Linked DNA regions of Homo sapiens: regions 1 and 3 are each linked to region 2. The links are chromatin contacts, found by Hi-C in ENCODE. All regions are on one chromosome and are shown on one strand. Each heading gives the region's core, a stretch centred on a gene start or an enhancer-like site at or near the end of the contact. The rest is flanking DNA. Distances are from core to core; before and after follow the strand shown. Region 1 holds the start of TMEM168 (transmembrane protein 168). Region 2 overlaps DOCK4 (dedicator of cytokinesis 4). Region 3 holds the start of LRRN3 (leucine rich repeat neuronal 3).

Evidence for each region. Hi-C counts contacts between places; a loop is a spot of excess contacts on that map. Pooled maps may share reads with other maps.
Region 1: a loop to region 2 is called in a pooled map, with 5 times the contacts of the local background. The contact joins the promoter of TMEM168 here to the enhancer-like site in region 2. A Hi-C loop is called at or near these places in 3 of 37 single-sample maps with no recorded cell type and 3 of 50 pooled maps.
Region 3: a map with no recorded cell type shows a loop between it and region 2 (3-fold over the local background). The contact joins the promoter of LRRN3 here to the enhancer-like site in region 2. A Hi-C loop is called at or near these places in 4 of 37 single-sample maps with no recorded cell type and 5 of 50 pooled maps.

What each region holds. Positions count from the first base shown.
Region 1 is chr7:112,789,059-112,791,758 of GRCh38, forward strand. TMEM168 (transmembrane protein 168) reads right to left here and starts at 1,335. Exons shown (of 5, transcript NM_022484.6): 1 at 1,102-1,335. RefSeq lists an enhancer at 1,594-1,723.
Region 2 is chr7:112,079,977-112,082,781 of GRCh38, forward strand. The region is part of intron 1 of DOCK4 (dedicator of cytokinesis 4); the gene reads right to left. Among named protein-coding and RNA genes, the nearest start is that of DOCK4, 130 kb to the right of the region's middle. RefSeq lists an enhancer at 539-588. Within about 2 kb of position 1,418, at least 14 of the 41 ENCODE cell types and tissues checked have a DNase peak (open chromatin) inside an H3K27ac peak, as active enhancers do.
Region 3 is chr7:111,089,562-111,092,534 of GRCh38, forward strand. LRRN3 (leucine rich repeat neuronal 3) reads left to right here and starts at 1,566. Exons shown (of 3, transcript NM_001099658.2): 1 at 1,566-1,943. All of the region lies in intron 3 of IMMP2L (inner mitochondrial membrane peptidase subunit 2), which reads right to left.

The sequences.
Region 1 (2,700 bases), core at 85-2,584, 710 kb after region 2:
CCTCTCACACTTTATTTTCCAACCTTACTGACCTTTCAATTACAAACTGCACAAATGCTATTCCCTTGCCAGGTACACTCCTTTTCCTCCTCCTGGCCCCACCCCAGTGCTCACACCTGGCTTATTCCAACTCTTCAGGTCTCAGATAAATCATTTTCTTAAGAGATTATCCCTGCCCCCTCCCCATTACATGACCCCCATACTTTCTCTGTTACATACCATCACTTATTTCATGTCTGCATTTCCCACTAGATCAAAAGGTCTCTGAGGGTTTGTCTTCAATACTGTACACCCAGTGACTAGCAAAAATCCGGCATCAAGAAGGTATTCAATAAATACTTGTTGAAAAATAAAGACTAATAAAGAAATAACTACATTTAACAACAATAGTCACCATTGGACACTTACTAATGCCTAAAGAGAATACAGAACTTAGCTATATCCCACAACTAATAACTAGTAGAACTAAGGGAGAGTCCATGAATGTTTGGTTTCTATTTCAGCTTTCCACCAGTCTTTACTTAATTCACCCAAATTCTTCCAAACCAATTCTCTCTCCATGTCCTACCTCTAGGGAATGGCTTGAGGCATACCGTATCACTTGCATTATCTTTCACTCAGAAACTCTGTCCCATCTAGAAGTGTCAAGGCTGAAAGAACTACACTGAAAAAACAGGGAATTTCAGTGCTTCAGTTCTGAATTACTGATAACTCTTTGAGCCATCTCATACGAGGAAAATGTCATCTAGAATATCAAACTCCTCAGCACTAGAGCAGCAACAGCAATTTCTCTCCCTTTCGGCCTCCTTCTAGCGAGATGTGGGAGGTCCGACAAGGAGCTTGGCTGTTCTCCACCATCCTCTGCCTCGGAGAACGCGACCACAACGTGGCGCCCAGTTGAGGGGGAACCCTTGCGAAATACGGAGAGGCGCTCCCACACCCTCCAATCTCCAACCACCACTGTCAACTCCTCCAGAGGCAGGTATCCTACCCCGGCCCTGGGAGGCCGACTGGGCGGAGCTTGGGGTCCGGACCACGCGGAGCCCTGGCAGTGTCTATGCCTAGATCTCGCCGCCCTGCCGTCCACCCATTTCTCCCTACCTGACTCGGCCGTCGCCACCAACGCGCTCTCCCAACCCTCGGAGTCAGTTCCAAAACCAAACCAAAAAGGAGGAGAGCAGACAAGGCTTCAGCCTGCGACTGAGAACAGGGAGGCGGCACGCCTTGGGGAACGAGGGCCCGAGGCCATACGCGCTAATACAGGCCAGTGTCGGCGTAAACTTTCTCCGTTACCGGCCCGGCCGCGACCGCCATGTTTCCGCCGCCGAAATCCGCGACGGTACGGAACGCCGCCGGGGTCAAACTGCGCGGCGCGCCTCCTTCCCGAGGCCCGGCCCCCTCCCCGCCCAAACCCGCGCGCCGCCACACACTCAGGTGAGCAAGGCGCTGCGCGAGTGTCAACTGCCCCACCTAAGGCGCCTGCCTTCCTCAAGCCAAAGTCGACTCCTGGGACCTGGAATCAGCAGCTGAGAACAGACAGCGGGAAGACCACCAAAGATCAGGCTGACAGTGCCCATCAAGCATCTAGGCCACCGCCTCGGGCTGGACCGAACGGGGACAGGGTGGACAGGACTGCCACGCGTGGGCTGTAAATACTGCGGGAGGCGTTGCTGCTCATTAATATATATGGCATAATATATGGCTTTGTAACCAGCTAAGGCCCAAGCTCCTTAGGCCCTCCCTCAGACCTTTCAGTTCCTCAAATGCAGGGACATGTCGGGTTTTGCTCAACATTAAATCACCTTAGCATAGTGCCTGACACATAGTTGGCACTTAAATATTTGTAAAATAATAATATGCAATAGGCTCTCCACGATCCGTAGTTCTCTCCTCCCACTTGTTTTGCATGTATTATCTATATATTTTTCCTATTTTCCATAATAGAGTGTGAATTTCCTAATTTTCATAATAGATGTTGGGGGTTGGTGTGGCCAGCACATCTATAGGAATGAACAACTCTCAGATTGAGATTCTGCATATGTGGATGAAAATTTTGAGTTAGATTCTCTCTAGACTCCTGATTTTAAAAGCAATCACAACTCAACTTCCCAAATCTGTAACTAGCTCTCTGGGGAACACGAGTGCCACATTTCCAACTACCTGCTAGATGTTTCTACTCAAATATATTGTCATCACTTCCAACTCAACTTGCCTTTAATGGACATTTATATACATTTATTATGCCCCCCATTTGAATCCCCTTCCGTATTTGGAGAATTCCCCACCTGAGTTAAGAGTCTAATGGCTGCCGCTGAAATGCTGAACACTTGTTTAACTAATCATGTGTACCCGCTGGAAGCCATGAGTCAAAAAAGGCACAGAAAGCTACACTCCCAGGTCACCTGTAGGAGTATAGCAAGTGTAGAGATCGAGAACCCATCCCTAACAGCAAGGTAAGCTTCCGAGGCAGTAGTGAGAGTGCTGGCATCCACCATTAACATGTCAGAGATGCAAGATGCCTGTGCTTGGTGAGGGTCACAACCCCAGAGCCCTTTCCCAATCTGTTCTGTAGCCTGTTAACAGTCTCTGTGTACATTTCTGGGTAGCCTGTGACAGACTCTGTACTACATAGCTGTGAGGCAGGACAATAGGGTCTGGAGGCAAGGAACTTACGGCTGATTCATGCTGACTTTCTAGAAC
Region 2 (2,805 bases), core at 168-2,667:
TAATGTAATATAGCTGAAGTTATTTCTGATAGGTCAGCTTTTAAATTCCTATGGTTCCTTAGTTATCTAAATTAATTTCTATTAGAGGAACTAAAGTTAGAAAAATTTAAAAAAATACATTATTTTCATTCAAAAAAGAATCAGTATTCTAATTTACCTATCAGGTAAATATGGATTATTAGATTTTCTTAAAAGGAGGGTTGCCAGACAAAATATAGGATGCCAAGCTAAATATAAATTTTAGATTAAATAATGAATGAGTTTTTAGTATATATATGTCATAAACATTTCATGGGACCTACTTATACTAAAAATCTATTTGTTGTTTACCTGAAATTAAATTTTAACTGGGTATCCTATAATTTATTCGCTAACTTTAGCAACCCTATGTAAAAGGATAAATGTTAACAAAACTCAAGTAATTTAAAAAAGTTTTTACATAAACAAAATTTTGAGCTTCCTTTTTCATGTAGGATGATTTCTTGCATTGATAGAGAAATGTTACATATCTGCCAGTTTTTGTTTAAACAACATTTCAGAAATTCTTCTTTCCTGACACGTCATTTAGTCATGTCTCAGATTTCCTGTGCCAGCTTAAGTTGCTCAAGAAGAGGTTATGGTTGGCTACGCACTTGTGACAATGTGCAGAAACATCACTTCCCATTTGGCTAAAGGCAGACAGACCTTATGGTAGACTTTTGTTTTCACCTCTGTTAGATGTGGATGACACAGCTCCTTCGTTCAACGCATATTTACACAATGGGTATATCCAAATACGTAAGACAACCACTGTCAAAGAAAACATCTTATGTCATTTTCCTCAGGCTCTACAAATACAGCCACTGTCACCTGAATGCTGTGAACTAGCAACTGGATGCAGACAGCAAGATATTTTGATGTTTCAATAATATTTACACTTATGTCACTAAACACTTGTGTAGATTTGTGGGGTATGAGGAATGAAAATAGACTTAAATAATTGTTCCATCTGCTCAACAATATAAAAGAAATTGTTAAAAGACATGAACAACTGTCGAGGTACATTTCTAGAGGGTCCGCCAAGTAGCCCACAGGCCACGGATAGGAGGCTGACATCTGAGAAGACAAGAAGGATGAGCCAGCAACAAAAATACTGAGACAGGAAGGCGGGTAGTGGTGCAAAAAGCCCATGAAAAAAGAATCGAAACAGGAAGAAGGAACCCGCAGTCAGACAGGAATGCGAATCCTGTGGGCAATTCAAGGAAGTAGTGAGGTTTGGAGGAGACACACAGAATGCAGGCAAGCATGACTCCGTTTCCACATGACAGCTACTTCTCAGGGCTCTAAGACACTATTTCACATGGAAACAAGACAATCCATGTGAAGATATCCCTAACACCACCAACTTTTTAGGAGAAGCTGGTTATTACAGTCACAAATCAGGGTGGCTTTCATCCCAGACTCAGGGTGAGGACAGAGTCCTTGAGGGAAGCCTGACACGAAAAGTGCAGATGAACACTCATTATGTCCCACAGAGCAGGTCAAGGAGACAAAACAAGAACATGAAGAACCACTCTCAAGTGGGATTCTTCTAGAAAGATCCCAGGAGGAAAGTCACTATGTCTTAAAGGTCTTGCAACTTATTTTTATCCCTTTCTTATTTTACGTACTTTGTCAGTTATCTCAAATGTTTTGTAGACAGAAAAATAAACAAATCTTGGTAGTTCCAGTGCCCGTCAATACTCCACACACAGCTGATGTTTAATAAATGCTGATTAAATTAAATAATTTATTTGTAGCTGTTCTCTTGAAGGGGTCAAAAAGAAAGATGGTAAATTGGATCTGGGGCTCAAGAATAAAAAGAGGGAAAACTATCTAAGGTATCACAGTATAAAATGTGAAGACCAAAAGAGGAAGATCACAGAGTAATGCGCAAGATCTCCTAGTGCTCATGAGTCCAGAGACAGACTTGGGTTGGGGCCCTGCTCTGCCTCTTACCAGCTCTGTGACAAATTGGGCAAGTCACTGAAGGTTCTCCCAGCCTCAGAATACTCATGTGACAAATGGATGTCATCAGAGTACCTACGCTGGAGAGGCGTGGGGAATTACATGACATTATACATGTAGAGTTCTTAGCTCCGCACCTGTCATGGAATAGACACATAGTAAATGGTAGGAAGGGTAGATGCAGAGGGAACAGTAGTAATGAAATATTGAACCTGAAAAACTTTTTAAAAATTTGTGTCATGACTGGAGAGGAAATCTATGTTAATGCAATCATGCTTAGTGAAATCTCAAATACACAGTTAACCCTGAGAGTCTCATACATTATTGTAATGTCAGTAGAGGAAACAACAGCCATCACCATGCCCCCATTTGTGGGTCTGAACAATTAGCAGCAAGCCAGGTAGGAAGTTGGTAATTTCACAGGAAAGCCAGAGAAAAAAAGGAAGAATGGCTAGAAATAGCGGGGGTGGTTGCTGTGGTACAAAATCTACCTTCCCTACTCCTTTACTGGGGGATAATAGGATTGGCAACCCATAGGCACGCTGGGATTTCCCAGCAAATCAAATAAATTTCGTAATTGTTGTTCGCTACAAAATTATTTTTCTCTTCCTGTAAGAAACCGGAAAAGCCTACAGAGAATGTATTGTTAATATTAAACCCTCGACTAAAGGAGATGTAGAGGTATTTATGGATAGTAGTCAACTCACTCTCTCTCCTCAGATTACATTACACTTAACGATTTAAGGCTTATAGTTTACTATATAGAAAAAGAGAAAGGAGAGAGAAATACTAATCACCACAGTACTTGCTGAGACATTT
Region 3 (2,973 bases), core at 316-2,815, 990 kb before region 2:
AAAGTACATTAAATTATATGTAAATATACTCTAACACAACATCCCAACACTCAACCATGATCCCTAACATACAGAACTGACTCAGTGCTTTCTGAGTAAATACTAGAGTATCCAGTAAATAATAAAACCTTACAATAATATTCTGAAATAAGTATTAGGTTAAATGAGATGCTACTTTTATCTTGAACTTATTTTGATTCATTTGAATAAATTCTTATAGAAAAAAACATTTGGGAACTGTTTCTAGAAAACTACAGAGTGAAAATATTCAGTATTTAAAGACAAGCCTACTGTTTAAAATTTTTCCTGGTATTATTATTATTATAATAACTGCAAACTATTGTTCTATGTCATGTCAATAAGCACTTAAGGAGCAATTAGATGTGAAGGTTTTGTTTTTTTTTTCCTAAGTAAATCTAATAAGTGCCATTTCTCTTTACTCCACTAGAGGGTAGTCTCTCAAAACTGGGGTTGGAGTCATGACTAGCCTGCTTTTGACCTGTTGATATATTAATCCTCATGTTCCATTCTCCTCAACAAGATGTTTCTCTAGTATACTAATTAAGGTTGTAAAACATGCATTTTTAAAACTGCTTTTTGATTTTTCATGTATGTTCTTTCAGAAATATGCACTGCTATGTGTTTCTGTGTTTTCCAAATTTCTGGTAATTAATAAAAATGTTTTACATGTATGGCTTATATAGTATATTTTCCTGGGAAATATCCTTTCAGAGTTAATAGGCCTAAGAATAAAGATAGTCTTTTAAATAATTTAACTTATTACAATCGAAATATTTCCCCAGAGTGGTAAAAAATACATCCTAAATACACACACACACTCACAGATACACAAACACACCTACACATGTACCCATTCATATGTAGCTCCTAGATTTATTACATCATATAAAGAGAAGTCAGTGAGTATAATTAGAAATACATATTTTTAAAAAGTACCCCCTCAAATGCCAATGTTGTGAATTACAGAGAGGCAAATATATGCTTTATTTTAAAAATCTGGTCAATCCAGACAAGAAATGTCATTGCTAAAAAAAAAAAAAAAAAAGTGTTATTGAACACCAAGCACATATGCTAAATTAAGTAGGATCTATAGAGAACCAAATGCCACTCAAAACAGTTGCAAGCTTCTCTTCTTAAATAATGCAGTCATTGCTGAACTTCAGAGACGGAGTTGGAGGTTTGAGTCTCTACCAGGTGTTTTTAATATTTAGGAAATCCTTATCAGTAGTGTGTCCTCTCTATTTGCAGACTGAAAACATATTTCTCTGAATGACTGATAACCTAAAATTGAGAAAACTTGTCAAAAATTCCCAACATTCCCTCAGAAAGGAAAAAAAAGAAGGAAAATGATACCTAGGAAAACATGCAAGCCTGTTTCATTTATTTGTATCCTAAGCAGCAGTGTCATAGAACAGACAGTTTGTTTCAGCCAACCAGACTGGAGCAGCTGCGAGTGCTACATCTTGGCTGTCTGAAGCGATTGGCTCCTCTCTGGGGAGTGGAGGGTGTTCAGTTATTAATGACCGCTGAGCAGGCAGCACCATGTCAGTGTGACAACTGATCGGGTGAACGATGCACCACTAACCACCATGGAAACAAGGAAAAATAAAGCCAGCTCACAGGATCTCTCTTCACTGGATTGAGAGCCTCAGCCTGCCGACTGAGAAAAAGAGTTCCAGGAAAAAGAAGGAATCCCGGCTGCAGCCTCCTGCCTTCCTTTATATTTTAAAATAGAGAGATAAGATTGCGTGCATGTGTGCATATCTATAGTATATATTTTGTACACTTTGTTACACAGACACACAAATGCACCTATTTATACCGGGCAAGAACACAACCATGTGATTATCTCAACCAAGGAACTGAGGAATCCAGCACGCAAGGACATCGGAGGTGGGCTAGCACTGAAACTGCTTTTCAAGGTAAGTTTAAAATACACATATATTTTAAAATACGTTCTATTTCTTGTCTCTTCGATGATCATGTTTTTACACCTAAATCCTCCTTTGATGTCTTCTTCTTGTCTGAATTCTAAGAGCATTTTTCTTTTATTGCACTTTTGAGAAGAAATTCACATGCAAAACCCAGCTGGCTCTGTGTGTGCCTAGCTGTGTTTGTGAGATTCTCCAACATGCATTTTACTAGCTTGAATGCCCATTAGAGGATGTGAGTGGGAGAGAAAAAGCAGTGTTGGGGGGAGGAGAAAAAGGAGGGAGACAGAAGAGAAGGGAACAGTGGGGGAGAAGAGAGGAGGAGAGGGAGAGAGAAGGAGATGGGGAAGAGAGAAGACAGAGAGGAGACAGAGAGGAGAGGAGAGTCACGGGTGATGGGGTGCAATTTTCCTTTTTCTTCACATTATTTGTAGTGAAAAGCAGATCACACATTATTCTCTGTTTTGAAATCAACCCACCAAATGGGGCATTTTTATTTTGTCTCATCCAGTGGATGCAAATTAAGGCAAATGCTGTTGTATGTTAAGAGCTAAACCACTAAGCAGAGTAGCAGAATGAGCATATCACAAACAGTTATTGAATTTCTGCCAGGCTACATCTTACGGACTGGGGTAAATGACTTCCCTTTAATAACATCCCCTCGCTGGTCTGAAGGGACAGTGCAAATGTCTGATTGCTAATGCAGCTGGAACTGCCACACACTAGGTGAAAGGATCCCATGAACCAGAAGAGTTCTAATCTTTGGTAATTAACAGGATCACAGCAGGATGGCTTTAAAGTACATTTCCTATTTAAGAAAATTGTTTGTTCTAACCAACTGCTATATTCCCTTTGCTGTTGTTGAGCTGGATGGCTTAATTCGGCTCTAATTTATTCATTTTTAACAATATGTCCTTGTTTCTCTGCCTCTAATTTCAGTGAAAGCAGGCTATGAATATGAGTAGAACCGTCCTAATTTAGTGAAAAGGGGATAATGTGAAAACAAAAATAGAAGTAAAGG